Linked DNA regions of Homo sapiens: region 1 is linked to region 2. The links are chromatin loops, found by intact Hi-C in ENCODE. Cell type or tissue: ascending aorta. All regions are shown on one strand. Links, peaks and the distances in the headings refer to the core of each region. The heading gives the core; the rest is flanking DNA. Region 1 has its middle 31 kb from the start of PRPS1. Region 2 holds the start of MID2 (midline 2).

The links. Peaks named below come from ENCODE experiments on the same cell type or tissue, not always from the same donor. Only the 100,000 strongest peaks of a DNase experiment are listed, where the experiment ranks them.
Region 1: it touches region 2 in a loop (4-fold over the local background); 3 of 110 quality-filtered maps call a loop at or near these places.

The regions. Positions count from the first base shown.
Region 1 is chrX:107,655,680-107,663,531 of GRCh38, reverse strand. No RefSeq gene overlaps it. Among named protein-coding and RNA genes, the nearest start is that of PRPS1, 31 kb to the right of the region's middle. In ascending aorta, for the core only: a CTCF peak has its summit at 3,615; no DNase peak of the experiment used is centred there.
Region 2 is chrX:107,821,884-107,829,735 of GRCh38, reverse strand. It overlaps MID2 (midline 2), which reads right to left and starts at 3,870. Exons shown (of 10, transcript NM_012216.4): 1 at 3,306-3,870. The coding sequence starts at 3,309. RefSeq lists silencers at 3,053-3,102, 3,263-3,452. In ascending aorta, for the core only: no CTCF peak of the experiment used is centred there; DNase peaks (open chromatin) are centred at 3,375 and 3,905; H3K4me3 peaks cover 1,605 bases; H3K27ac peaks cover 1,978 bases.

The DNA of each region.
Region 1 (7,852 bases), core at 2,449-4,948, 170 kb after region 2:
GCCTCCCAGGTTCAAGCAATTCTCCTGCCTCAGCCTCCTGAGTAGTTGGGATTACAGGTGTGCACCACCATGCCTGGCTAATTTTTGTATTTTCAGTAGAGATGGGGTTTCACCATGTTGGCCAGGCTGGTCTCCAACTCTTGGCCTCAAGTTGATCCACCCGCCTTGGCCTCCCAAAGTGTAGGGATTACAGGCGTGAGCCATCACGCCTGGCCCCTGGAGTTTTGCCCAGGTTGGTCCAGAGAGGTAGCCTTCTTTTATGATGGCTCTGCTCTAGCAGCATGCATTACTGAACCTTGGAAAGACAGAGAACAGTCCTAATATGTAGCCAAGGGCCTGAGTTTTCAGTCCTAGAATGATCAAAGCAAGCATCTGATGGCTACACATGATGCATATGGAGGTGAGGATGTGGGCCGGGGGGTGGGGGGTGGGGGCATTGCAAGCAGTAGCGGACCTGCAAGGCCCAAGAGCAATGAGGGGCCAGATAGGACAAAAGGTTGAAGGGGAGAGTAGTTGCCAGACAGGCCAGCGGGGAGCACCAGGAAGCCGCTGAGAGGATACGATGGGGGTTAAGAGAGGGTGGGTGGAGACTGAAGGTAGTGAGCTGCTGAGCCAGGCAGTTATTTAATTACTCCAACTTTGCCTTTTTTCAGAAGTGATTTCAGGTAGCTTGCCAGGGCACACAAGGTATGTCAAGGCAGCATAAATTAAAGATAGAAAAGCAGGGGAGGGTGGACACAAAATACGGCCAAGCATCAGGCTACAGATACATACCATAAAAACCTCTGCTCCCACAAAGGGTGGGCCAAAAAGTTGGCTCTAACTAAAGCTTTCTAGCAGCCAACAGGGAAGGGGAAACCTTGTTGTTATACAATTCACAATGTCCAGGAGATAAAAACAAACGAATCGCTCAGAAGGGCAAGTGTTTTCAGTACTAAGATCAGACAGGAATTCCTCCCGGGGGTCCTCAGAGACGATACTGTGGGATACAATGAACAACATCCTTGACAACATCCTTTCAATAGCGGTAGCAACAAGTTTCAAAGGGCTGTTTTTCATAAGGACCCTCAGGATCAACTGCCTGTATCCCACCGCAGCCAGGCAATTAGGAGCTAAAAATAGCATGTGAAGATACAGAGCAGTGTGTCTAGTATGTTCACATTGGAGGGAAATGAGAGGGTTATATATAGGTATGCATATGCATGGAACTCCTCTGGAAGAATACATTGGTAACAGTGGTTGCCTCTAGGGAGAGGAAGTGGAGGACTGTGCCCTGGGATAGGAGAGAGACTTCCTTTTCATCGTATACAATTTTATACTGCCTGGATTTTTGTTAACCATGGCTTATTTTTTCAATAAAAGCATTGGTTACTAAAATAATAATGGCATTCAGGGATCAGAAGGTCAGCTGGATTTTCTCTCTGAGCCACAGCCAGGCTGAGGATGTCTAAAGTTATCCTTGATGTTTCAGGAAAGAAGGAAAGTAACATTTATTGAGCAACTCCTGGATGCTAAGGGGCTTTCATTGACATGATCTTATTTAATCCACACAATAAGGTGCCTCGTAGACAATCAGCTCAGTTTGCCTGGAGCACACACATGAATTACACTGTTTAGTTTTCTTCCTGCAATTGGCATTTAAAAGAAATGAGCAATTAGGAAGAAAACAAGCAGCTATGGGGAATTAAAGAAAGCAGTTGTCAATGGGAGGGACTACCCATGAACTACCCACTCAGCTCAGCCTCTTCAACTTACTTTTCCCCCATCTCCTTGTCTGGGCTAATGGTGTTCAGACTGACAATCTTATGGTGGCCAGACCTCAGTCAGAAAATCAAGATTCACCCACAGTCAGGGCAGCCCGATCAAAACCAGGATGCACAGGTGAATTTGAATCTCAGAAAAAGAACGTTTTGGTATATGTCCCCAGTGTTGCATAGCTTTGTGACCATCTGGTGGCAGTGAAAATCCCAGCTCTGTACTGGCCTTTTCTGAAACCTGGTGGGAGATTGGAAATACCTTCTTGTAACCTGGCTTCCCACTTGGCCCTTGCTGACATGGGTGGGGTGGGGCCAGTTGGCTTTGTGGTGTTTGGTTATTGTCTAAAGGTTTTATGTCTTGATAGGCTGCCTCTTGCCTGGTCCTTTCCCTAGAGAGAGCCAGATTTTGTTAGGGCTTTTTTTGTGTGTACCCACTGGAGTTTCTGGGTAGCCAGTCTCTCTAGAACCCAGTCTGGGATATGTGAGGCAAAAAGAAAACCCGGGGAACTCACTGCCTCAGGTCCTGAGGTCTCTACTGGATCTGCCTTCTCTCCATCTTTCGGAGTCTTATGGTTCAATATATAATGTCCAGACCTGTTATCTGACATCCTATATTTTTATTTTCTTTAAAAAAAAAATTTTTTTTTGAGACTGAGTCTCACTCTGTTGCCCAGGCTGGTGTGCAGTGGCGTGATCTCAGCTCACTGCAACCTCTGCCTCCCAGGTTCAAGTGATTCTCCTGCCTCAGCCTCCTGAGTAGCTGGGATTATAGGTGTCTGCCACTATGCCCAGCTAATTTTTTTTTTTTGAGACAGAGTTTCGCTCGTTGCCCAGGCTGGAGTGCAATGGCGTGATCTCGGCTCACTGCAACCTCTGCCTCCCAGGTTCAAGCGATTCTCCTGCCTCAGCCTCCCAAGTAGCTGGGATTACAGGGATGCACCACCATGCCCGGCTAATTTCTTTTTTGTATTTTTAGTAGAGACAGGGTTTCTCCACGTTGGTCAGGCTGGTCTCAAACTCCCGATGTTAGGTGATCTGCCCGCCTTGGCCTCCCAAAGTGCTGGGATTACAGGCGTGAGCCACCGCGCCAGGCCCATGCCCAGCTAATTTTTGTATTCTTAGTAGAGACGGGGCTTCACTATGTTGGTTGGCCAGGCTGGTCTCGAACTCCTGACCTCAAGTGATCTGCCTGCCTCAGCCTCCCAAAGTGCTGGGATTACAGGCGTCAGCCACTGCACTCGGCCTTTTTTTTAATTTTTGTTTTTTTGAGATGGAGTCATGCTCTGTCACCCAGGCTGGAGTGCAGTCGTGCGATCTCAGCTCACTGCAACTTCTGCTGCCCAAGTTCAAGTGATTCTCCCGGCTCAGCCTCCTGAGTAGCTGGGATTACAGGCATGTGCCACCATGCCTGGCTAATTTTTGTATTTTTAATAGAGATGGGGTTTCGTCATGTTGGCCAGGCTGGTCTCAAACTCCTGACCTCAATTGATCCGCCCACCTCAGCCTCCCAAAGTGTTGGGATTACAGGCGTGAGCCACCGCGTCTGGCCTGTATTTTTATTTTCTAAATCTGGCAACTCTATCCAGGATCCCTATTACCAGCTGAGGGAGCAAAGAGGATTTGGGAATTTTGGATGAATTTTCGACCACAAAGGGTGGAACAGCAAGAAGCTTCTGCTCAACCCCTATTAACTCAGGAAATCCAGGGTTTTTTTTAGGGAATTAAGCTGACTGGCCAATTTTCTTGCCTATTTATGTTAATCAAAGTTTTGCTGTGCTTCTAGAACCTTGGCAAACTTTCCTTCCCATATATTTGCCAGTGACATTGAGTTTGTGCTAATGAGGCCCTCTGCTGTCTGCAGAGAGAAGGGCAATTTCATAAATCTAGAGGCTGTAGCAAATTTCTCTGCAGAGGAACAAGGTGGATCAGGAGTTCATAAATTACATTCAATTATGAGAGTAGCTGATCCCAAAACTTTGTGGAACTGTAATGCCCTAGATCTGTTTAATTTCAAGATACTGTATCCTCACAGAAATGTGACATAGTTTGAAAATGAAGGTTATGTCAAACTGTATTTGGACATTTGGTGACAAGCTCTCCCAGGAACCCCCAAATTGGGGTACTGGGAGCCATCTCGGGACTTCACTGAGGCAGCCTGGGCATAGCAGTCAGTGGCATTTGCCAAAGGGAAGAAAGGGCTCACAGAGGCCGAGCTAGGATGTGCACCTGTGCTAGCCCAGAGCCCTCCAGGGCCCTTACTCCACCATACTGAGAGGGAAGTAGAATAGTGTTCAAACTATGGGGCCAAGTGAACCTCAACCCGTAGAGAGGGGCTGGCTTTCCCATCATCATTGCTTTCTGCTCCATCCAGGCCTTTGCTGATGGAGTCCTGAGTAGGGGCACAAAGGGAGGCAGAGAGAGGTGGTGGGAGCTGTCACACCGCATACTCCCAGGAAGTACTGAGAAGGACACCACCCACAGTACAGCCACTCTCCTCCTTGGAGCTTTTCCTTCCCTCCCTTCAACCCAGGAGAACAAACTTACAAAAAGTACTTACTCCCTAGTCCTCCCCTGAAGGGAGGAAGGAAGGGAACTAACACTTACTGAGTGCCAGGAACCTTATCAGGTAATTTACATAATTTATATCATTTAGTGTTCACAGTAGCCTTAATAATAATAATAAGGATAGTAACACTTACCCTTGTTTGAGGGCTGGCTTATATGCCAAGCACCGCTGTTCACTTCATCCTTCACCACGTAATTCCTCCCTCTCTTCATCTCTCTCTCTCTGCTTTTCTTTGTTCCTACTTCCTTCTTTTCTTTCTCCTTCCTTCCTTTCTCCTTTTTTCCCTCCCTCCCTCCTTCCTTTCTCCTTCCTTCCTTCCGTTCTTTCCTTCTTTCCTTCTCTCCTTCCTTCTTTCCTTCCTTCTCTCCTTTCTCTTTCCTTCTCTCTTTCCTTTCTCTTCCTTCTCTTTCCTTCTTTCTCTTTCCTTTCCCTCCCTCCCTCTCTCCCTTCCTTCCTTCCCTTCCTTCCTTCCTTCCTTCCTTCCTCAGGGTCTCACTCCGTTGCCCAGGCTGAAGTGCAGTGGCATGATCATGGCTCACTGCGGCCTTGAGCTCCTAGGCTCAAGCAATCCTCCCACCTTAGCCTCCTGAGTAGCTGGGACTAACTAACATGTGCACCACCTTGCCTGGATAATTAAAAATATATATTTTGTAGAGACAGGCTCTTACTATGTTGCCCAAGCTGGTCTCAAACTCCTGGCCTCAAGCAATTCTCCTGCCTCGGTCTCCCAAAGAGCTAGGATTACAAGCCTGAGCCACCATGCCCAGCCTGAGTTGTTTCTCCTAAACCTCACAACATCATGCCGAGGTCAGTGCTGTTATTACCTTGTTATAGATCATACAGCCAAGAAGTTATAGAGCTGGGATTTGAAATCAGGTTCAACTCCAAATCCCATACTCTTAACCACTACATTGCACTTCTGGGAATTAATGTAATTCAAATTTGAATCAAGGTCTGTGAAGAACTTTCTAACCTAAGGTGCCTAGGTGAGGAAGTCAGACAGATGTGCAAGAACCCATATGCACACACACAGTCTGGAAAGAACTTTGAGCCAGAGTGGGTCTCAAGCTGTCAGTGCCCACTGCTAAGCAGGCCAGGTAAACGCCTCCAGGCAATGATTACTCTTGTGTGTAGTAAAGTAGTGGCTGGAAGAGGACAAGAGGGGACTTCTGGTTTTTTATCTGGATGACAGGTATGTTCAGTGTCTGAAAATTCATTGAGCTATAATTTTTTTTTCTTTTGAGATAGGGTCTTGCTCTGTCACCAAGGCTGTAGTGCAGTATCATGATCTCAGCTCACTGCAGCCTCAACCTCCTGGGCTCAAGCAATCCTCCCAGCTCAGCCTCCTAAGTAGCTGGGACCATAGGCACATGTCACCACACCTGGCTAATTTTTTAAGATTTTTTGTAGAGATGGGGTTTCACTATGTTGTCCAAGCTGGTCTTGAACTCCTGGGCTCAAGCGATCCTCCCGCCTCAGCCTCCCAAAATGCTGGGATTATAGGCATGAGCCACCGCACCCAGCTTAGCTATAAATGTAAGCATTGTGCACTTTCTGCTTTTTTAAAGGCATGTAACATTCTAGGAAGATAAAGTAGTTCCTTGTGGTGAGTTCCTTGGGTTTTCACTTTTTTTTCTTTTTTGGGTGTGCTTTTTGCCTCCTATATCCCTGACTTGGAGCTGAAGAAGCTGACAACATGGAAATGCCAATGGGTTTAGACCAAAACAAAGTCTTCTCTCTCAGCAAAGGACCAGAAAAAGGGCAGCCTAGAAAGAACGTTTTAAATGCTGATCACTCCATTGTAGCTACACGCCACAAGGAAAATTGTGTCCCGCCCCGCACCAGCAAAGCCTGAGTGGAGAGCAGGGACTTCATGTAACGAGACACCCACCTGCAGCCCCTGCTGGGGTAGGTGTCAGAGAAGTCCAAGTAGGAAGCTGGGACTTTCTTCCCCGCTGAATGGTAACAATATCCTGCCTCCAGTGGTGTCTGTGGAGACCACGTGGAGAGGCTGGACTTCCACCCCTACTAGGCTGTAATAAGGCAAGCCTCCCCTTCCTTGCTGGGGTGGTGTCAGAAGATATAGAGGAATGTTGATTTGACCACCACCTAGCAGTAAGAAGATCACCAGATTATGGGTGAGGCTTCTTACACATATCTCCCAAATTTTCTGTGATGCTGTTGTAAAATATCTATAATTGTTAAAAGACCCATTTTTTTTTCCTTTAGACTCTAAAGTTTAGAGTCTTTTTTTAAAGAAGGAGACATGGTCTCATTGTGTTGCCCAGGCTAGATTTGAACTCCTGGGCTCAAGCAATCCTTCCATCTTAGCCTCCCAAGTAGCTGGGATTACAGGCACTAGAGCCTTCTTTGTTGGCTTCTATTTTTCTCCTTTAGATATCTCATAACCCAAATTTATATCTTCTGCATTTAATACACTTAATTTCTTCACTGTTCCCTAGCTTTCCTTCCATTCCATAACCTCTCCCACTGTGTCCTTGTCCTCTTAAGACAAACACCCAGGATATTTAAGGCTGGCCTAGTTTACAGCCCCGTTGCTTCAGCTTCTTGACTATCTGAAGATGGCATTTGGGCAAAAATGTATTGATGATCAAAACCTCTACTAGCTACAATGGCTGCCTGTTCAGTCCTCCTGGTGAGGTCCCTCAGGCACCTTAAACTTAGCAGTTCCTAAACTTCAGCCTCATCTCCTGTGCTGCTCAGTACCAGCATCCATCAGTCACTCAGGCCAGAAAAATGTAAGTTGTCCTTGACTCCTCCCTCTCTTCCAATCCCTACATTGAAATATCACCAACTTCTGTTGAATTTTCCTCCAAAATATATTGTAAATTGTTCTTCTGTCCCACCAGCACTTTTCTCACCTCAGCCACCTTCCTCTCCCACTTGGGCAACGCACAGCTTCCTAACCAAACTCCTTCCTCTACATTTGCCCCTTCCCAACCCATTCTTCACATTACTGCCAGTCTATTTTAAAATCAAAATCTCATCCTGTTGATGCCCTGTTTAAAATGCTCAATGGCTCCTCTTCACTCCTAGGATAAAATTCAAACTCCCTAGTGTGTCTTACAATTAGGGTTCCTGTATAATTTACTACCAAAATCAGGACCCTTTTGAGAGTGAAGGGGGTTGCTGGTAATAAGTATGCAGGGACAATAGACATATGTACACTCTCCTTATACAGTCCCTTATGATCTAGTCTCACCAGCCCACCCCTCATCACAGCTCTTCATCCTACCCGAAAATACACACACACACACCCCCCCCCCACACACACACACACCCACACACACACACACGCCACTTCCTTTGGGGTGTCCAGGTAAACGTGCTATTCTGCCTGCCTGAAACACCCTTCTCTTCACTCGCTCTTTGGCCAACTTCCAGTCAACTACTTCAAAAGTCAAAGTATTTTTCTCCAGGAAGTCTTTCCTGACTCCCAAGGCTGGCTTGGGTGCCCCCCCGCAACCCCCACACTCCCATAGCATTTTGTTCTTCCCTCATCATAGTA
Region 2 (7,852 bases), core at 2,756-5,255:
CATGTCCTGCACAGCCCCTCCCTGACCTAATCCTGGAGTTGCAAGTATGGAGTTTGGCGTGGAACAAGCAGGAGGCCAAAATACTGGGCTAAATCTGGGGCCTCAGCCCAATCAGCAGAGGTCCTCTGCACATTATAGGTGCTTAATATTGTTGACTCTGCTACTAGGTGCTAATCATGCTTATATAGCCATACCCCAAATTATTTATGACACTTTTCATTAGAAGCTAACAAACTGCCCCCATATAGGCTAAAAAATGGGTGAGGTTATGTCTTCAAATTAGTCTGACTCAGATTGTTAGGTTAGAGTGCATTAGAAATGATTCAAGCCTCAACTTAAATTGATCATTATTACTCTGTATGCCTAGTTGCATGTATGTTTTCATTCAGTTGAACATGTATTGGAGAAAAACCAGATTTAGGACCTACGTACAATGATACGATTTGGCTCTGGGGGTGGGAAGCTAAAGGTTTTCAGTAAGCTAAGATTCCTGCTTACACCCAGTCAATCCACTAACTCAGTAAAAGGTAAAGGAAGTGCTTTCTTTGAAAAGTATAATGTTGGCTGGGTGTGGTGGCTCACACCTGTAATCCCAACACTTGGACTTGGCAGGTGGATCCCTTAAGCTCAGGAGTTTGAGACCAGACTGGGAAACATGGTGAATCCTGTCTCTACAAAATATTCAAAAATTAGCCGGGTGTGATGGTGTGTGCCTATAGTCCCAGCTACTAAGGAAGCTGAGATGGGAGGATTGCTTGAGCCAGAGAGGTCAAGACTGCAGCAAGCCATGATCACACCACTGCACTCCAGCCTGGGTGACAGAGCGAGACTTCGTCTCAAAGGAAAAAAAAAGTATAATGCTGAGGGTTTACAGAACCCTTTCATCTTCAAAGGACCAAGTCAAGACTAACAATACCCAGTACACAATATTATAGCTTTTACACAAGTGCACCAACTATGAAAGAAAAGTCATAGGAATGTCCTAAAGCCATAAGCCAATGTATCATCATATTTGGGATGAACTCTGATCTTCTTGACTCCTGGACCTGTGTTTTAACCACTACATTAGCTATTCTTGCATTGCCTTAAAGAAATACCTGAAACTGGGTAATTTATAAATAAAAGAGGTAGGCTGGGCATTGTCGCTCTCGCCTGTAATCCCAGCACTTGGCGAGGCCCTCAGACAGCTTGACCTCAGGAGTTCCAGACCAACCTGGGCAACATGGCAAAACGCCATCTCTACAAAAAATACAAAAATTAGCTGGGTGTGGTGGCATGCACCTGTGTTCCCAACTACTTGAGATGCTGAGGGAGAAGGATTGCTTAAGCCCGAGAGGTGGAGGCTGCAGTGAGCTGTGAATGTGACACTGCACTCCAGCCTGGGTAACAAAGCAAGACCCTGTCTCAAAAAAAAAAAAAAAAAAAGAAAAGAAAGAAAGAAAAGAAAAGAAAAGAGGTTTAATTGGGTCATGGTTCTGCAGGCTGTACAGGAAGTGTGATGCCAGCATCTGCTTCTAGGGAGGACTCAGGAAGCTTACAATCATGGAGGGAGGCGAATGGGGAGCAGGAGATTCTCACACGGTGTGAGCAGAAGCAAGGGAGAAAGAGAGCTGGGGGGAAGTGCCACACACTTTTAAACGACCAGATCTCAGGAGAGATTACTCACTATCACAAGGACTCACAGTCAACCAAGGTGATGGTGCTAAACCATTCATGAGAAATCTGTTCCCATGACGCAGTCACCTCCCATCAGGCCCCACCTCCAACACTGGGGATTACATTTGTACATAAGATTTGGGCAGGGATAAATATCCAAACTATAACAAACACATAAATCAAGTTGTGAGGAGCAACCAGGAAAAATCTAATTCACATTACATATCCATGTTAAGTTCATTGATTGGGCAAGAATATATAAAAATAGCAAAGACAGTTTCTCCCTCAGTACAGTCATGAGAGGAGACAGACAGGGGGATGTGAGGGTCGGGGGTGGGCAGGGGGAAGCTAACCATCTGGGGTACAATGAAACCACTCCCCAAACAGAAGAAAAGTAGGGGAGGAGAACTCCCTATTCAGCAACTCCCTTCTATTGGAATATTGCCAGAGAACTGATTAGAGTACTGGGACGGAGCAGAATGGGGTTAAAGGCAGCCCTTCTGGCCCAACTTGAGAATCAGAGGGATCAACCCACACACAGTACTTCTCTATTTAGTTTCCAATATATTCCTTTATAAGGGCTCATCCTCAGAGACACACAACCATCACCATCTATCCGCCCCACACTCAGAAATCCTCAAAAAGGCAAAGTGGTTGAGAAGTAAGATGCTGCATGGCTGGGAGGCTGGGAGTGCACACGTTGATGGGGAAAGGCTGGGGTCCAAGGGGCTCTGCTGGGGGATTTGGGTAGGCAAGTAAGCGTTGTGACATAGGAAGGTGAGTGATCCTGAAAACGGGTAGGGGACCGTGGAAGAGAGAAAGTAAAGAGTACAACGACTGCAGGATTTCAATTTCCTGCTCTAAGAAGAAACACCTCTGAAAAATAATGTGCAACACACGAAGTGCTAAGTAACCTAAACCTTATCATCACCAGTAATGTTTCTGTAAATCTACTCCGCCGTTATTTACTTAATTCTTACAAGGCAGGAATGGAAAATCCCCACTCTCCCTGGTTGCGTCGCAGTCTGTCCTGTGGACATATGTAAGTTTTCCCTCTCCCCCACAGAGCTGATTTCACAGCTAGGCCAGAAATAAGGAACCATCCAGACGGAGACTCGAGGATCGCTCCCTGGCAGAAAAGGGATTAAGTTTCACCGGGCCTCCCCGCCGGCAGGGCGTCCGCAGCCACGCCGGCTGCTGCGACAGCACCGCCCGGCAGACGGCCGGCCAAGGGGCGACGCCTGGGCCGAGGAGGCTGCCGGCTGCGGGAGCGTGGGAAGGCGGCCGTGCCCTTTCCCAGACTCGCGCCCAGGCGCCGGGGGATTCGCTCGACTGCCCGCGCCGGGCCCGGCCAGGCTGCGCAGAGGCCTCGGCCGCCCCCGCCCCGCACCCCGGAGTGCAAACTCCGTCCCAGGAGGGCAGTGGCAGGAACCCGGGCCCCAACAGCATGACTGAGAGCCGGAGCTGAGCTGGGGCCCCCGTCGCCGTTTCGAGCCTCGCGGGCCCCATCACCCTGCCTCGCCGAGCCGGAGAGCCCTCGGCCAACGCCGGGCCCCGGCGGCACCTGAAAAGCGGCCGGAGCCGGAGACTAGCCCTGCGAGGGCTACGACGCTCGACCTCCAGGGCCGCGGCGAGGGGGCGCGTTTTACCCATAGCGTTCCCAGGTGCCAGCCATCTCCTCCGCTCGCTCGAGGGCGCTGGGCTCTCGTCTGCCTCCGCAGCGGGTTGGCTCGGGCTCCGGCGCGAGCTCCCGGGCCCCGGTCGCCGCCGCCGCCGCTACCACTGTAGGCCGCCGCCCGCCTTCGCCGCCGCTGCCGCTACCGTCGCCGACGCCGCGCAGCAGCCGGGATCCGCCAGCCCGCGCGCCCCGCAGGGGACAGCACGGCGGCCGCGATGCTACCGCAGCTGGGCCTCCCGAGCTAAACTTAAGAGTTTTCGCCCCTCAGTCCAGGGGCAGCACCATGACACCACGGCAGCACCACACTGTCATTTCCGCCGCCGCAGAGGAAAAAAAAGGCAATCCCTTCCAAAAGGGAGGCGGAGTGGGGGCAAACGGGGCTGGGGCTGACACCCCAAGGGAGCACTGGGAAGGGCCCAAGAAGAAGGGGTGCTCGGCCACCTTCCCAGGCTCACCTTCCGCCGCCCCCGCCACTCCCAGCTCCCCCAGCCCTTCCTCTGGAGGCACGTTTACATGTCTTCTCCCCTGGCAGGAGTGACCGGAGAAACCTGAGCAAGCAAAGGCAGCCGGTGGGTGGGGCTCGGGTTACTACTGTACCTACCAGCTGATTCCAGCAGCCTTTTCTCCAGCGCCCTGTCATCTTGAAGGAAGACACACCGAGAGGGACCCGGACGGGTGTGCGTGTGTGTGTGTATGGTGTGTATGTGCGTGTGTGTGTGTGTGACAGAGCGACAGAGATAGCTAAATGTGTGTGAAATGCAGAAGGAAGGCTATGGCTAAACTCTTCTCCCACTCCCCAATCCCCCTGTCCCCCAACCCCACAAACCCCCAGGTTAGAACAAGAAAGAGGCCTTTGCAACGGGTAATAAGAAGAGAGAGCCGGGTCCACCGCAGAGATCCTCCCTATGAAGCTGCTCTATGCAAAGTTAACTACAGAGTAAAACAAAAATAGTGGAGGAGATAGAAAAGGGCAGACAATTGAAGGAAACCGAACCTCTCTTTCTTTTTACAAAAAAAGAATGGCTGTGTTTTATTGGCCTCGGGCAGAAGTTGTGGAGGTGGATTAAAACCATCAAAAGAAAAAAAAAAGTAGGATTTTTCTTGTACCTTCAAATTGTTGACCAGTAAAACAAGAGGGTCGTTACCACATGGACAATGAGGCAGATGCTAGCTATCCAGCTATTCCAGGTCCCTAATAAGCTAATTGGTCCATTTGGAATCCAGCATCCTCCCATTGGTCTGGAATCAGCCTGTTTGCTGACCTGTCATTGGCTCAGAGACCACCACCCGACTCAAAAGGTGGATGGGAGAGGGAAAGAGCAGGAAGCCCCATAAGAGACTCTGTTTCTAACTTGGGGCAAAAAGGGAGAAGAAGGGGAAAGAAATGAGAAAATGGGAAGACTCACCCCAGCACACACACACACACGCCTCCCATCATTGTGCATAGGAACAAGTCCAGAAAAATTGAGGTATCTCTTGGTATATCCCTTCAGGGAACCAATAGTAATCAGTCAACACTCCTGTTAAACAATGTGCTAGAGAGCACTGAGGTGGAAACCAAGACAAAAGTCACAACCAGGCTCTCCTGATGAAAGTCTGGCCCCTAAGAGAAGTAAAAGTTAGTGAGTCACACTTAAAGCACAGGCAACAAAAGCAAAAATAGGTAAATGGGACCATAAAACTTTCAAACATCTGCACAGGAAAGGACACAATCAACAGAGTGAAAAAGCAACCTACAAAATGATAGAAAATATTTGCAAACCATATATCGGATAATGTGCTAATATCCAGAATGTATAAAGAACTTCTATAGCTCAATTAAAAAAAAAACTCTTAAAAGTGGACAAAAGACTTGAATAGACATTTCTCCAACGAAGATATACAAGTGGCCAACAGGCATATGCAAAGATGATCCACATCACTAATTGTTAGGGAAATGCAAATCAAACCCCAATGAAATATCACTTCACATCCATTAGGATGGTCACACACACACACACACACACACACACACACACACAAAACAAACACACAGGAAAATACGGCAAGGTGTGGTTCACACTTGTAATCCCAGCTACTCAGGAGGGGATGCTGAGGCAAGAGAGTCACTTGAGACCAGCAGTTAGAGATCAGCCTGGGTAACATGAATAGAACGTGTCTCTACAAAAAATAAAATTAGAACAGAAAATAATAAGTGTTAAGGTTGTGGAGAGATTGGAACCCTTGCACACTATTGTAAAAAGGTACAGCCACTATGCAAGGGAATGTAAACTGGTGTAGCTGCTATGGAAAATAGTATGGAGGTTCCTCAAAAAATTAAAAATAGAACTACTATATGATTAAACAATCTTACTTCTAGATATATATCCAAGCAAATAGAAAACAGGATCTCAAAAAGATACTGGCAAACCCACGCTTACAGCAGCATCATTCAAGAGGCAGAAGCAAATTTAATGTCCATCAAGAGATGAATAGATAAAGAAAATATGGTATATATACACAAGGGCATATTATTCAGTTTCAAAAAAAGAAGGAAATCCTGTCACATGTTACAAAGTTGATGAACCTTGAGGACATTATGCTAAGTGAAATAAGCCAGTCACAAAAAGACAAATATTCCATGATTCTACTTATATGACTGTCTAAAATAGTCAACTCATAGAAACAGAAAGTAGAATGCTGGTTGTCAGGGACTGCGAGGAGGGAAAAGGAAAGAGTTGTTCAGTGGGTGTGGAATTTCAGTCATGCAGGATGAGGGGGATGTTCTGGGGATCTGTTGCACAACAATATGCATGTGGTTGACAATATTGTACTGTACACTTGAAAATTGTTGGAAGGATGAAGTTTATGTTATGTGGTTTTTGGCACAAAAAATTATTTTTTTAAAAGTTAATGAGTCAGAAGTCTGCTGAATCCAGCCTGATAGAAGAGGGGATAAATAAGATATGTAGTCATTAAAATAATTACATATATGCATTTGTATGATAATACATATATATATATATATATATAAAACAATCTCAGATATTATGAAATGAAAAAAGCAAAGTGCAGAACTGTGTATGATTTCCTACTATTCGCATACAGAAGCAGGCAGGTATATGTCTATGAATGCTTGTATGAGCATAGACTCTTCTGAAAGATACCTAAGAAACTGGTTACACTGGTTGCCTGGGGGTCAAGCATAGGAGGAAGTATTTAACATTGCATATGCTCTTTTGTATTGTTTAAGTTTTTTATAATATTCATGTATTACCTTTTCAAAAACAATTACGAGCAAGGAGCCTAGAGACAGAAAGTAAAGTGGAGGTTACCAGGAACTGAAGGGAGAGGAAATGAGGAATTATTATTTAAAGAATACAGAATTTCTGTTTGGGATGATGAAAAAATTCTGAAAATAGTGTTATGCAACATTGTGAATGTACTTAATGCCACTGAATTTTGCACTCAAAGATGGTTAAAATGGCAAATCTTGGCTGGGTGCAATGGCTCATGCCTGTAATCCCAGAACTTTGGGAGTCCAAGGCAGGTGGATCATGAGGTCAGGAGATCGAGACCATTCTGGCCAACATGGTAAAACCCCATCTCTACTAAAAATACAAAAATTAGCTGGGCGTGGTGGTGTGTGCCTGTAATCCCAGCTACTAGGGAAGTTGAGGCAGGAGAATTGCTTGAACCAGGGAGGTGGAGGTTGCAGTGAGCCAAGATCGCGCCGCTGCATTCCAGCCTGGTGACAGAGTGAGACTCTGTCTCAAAAAAAAAAAAAGGTAAATCTTATTTTATGTATATTTACCACCATAAAACAAATCAAAAAAATGAAAGGAAGAGGTCTACAGAACAAGTACAGATTATTCTATTGTGTAAGAAAACACATATAGTCTGGACACAGTGGCCCATGCCTGTAATCCTAGCACGTTGAGAAGCCAAGATGGGAGCATCACTTGAGCGCAGAAGTTCAAGACCAGCCTGGGCAACATAGTGAGAATGTGGGTCTTTTTACTTTTACAAAAAACAAAAAATTAAAAAAAGAAAACAGACATATCTATATGCTGGCAAATGCATAGAAAAGAACCTGTAAGGGGCTGGGCACGGTGGCTCACTCCTGTAATCCCAGCACTTTGGGAGGCTGAGAGCAGCACAGAGCCCATTCTGTTCCAGAAGGAAAACCACAGAAGGATGGTTTTGTTGTGTAAGAGATTCTGCAGAAGGGGACCTTCATGCTGCTCTCAAAAGAAGAAGCTAGTTGTCTGAAATCCAGAGGTTGACCAAAGGCTTTTCTAACCAGAAGTTCCAGACCAGCCTGGCCAACAGAGCGAAACTTTGTCTCTACTAAAAATACAAAAACTAACTGGGCATGGTGGTGGGCACCTATAATGCCAGCTATTTGGGAGGCTGAGGCACGAGAATCATTTGAACCCGGGAGACGGAGGTTGTAGTGAGCTGAGATCACAACCATTGCACCATTGCACTCCAGCCTGGGCAAGAGAGTGAGATTCTGCCTCAAAAAAAGAAAAGAAA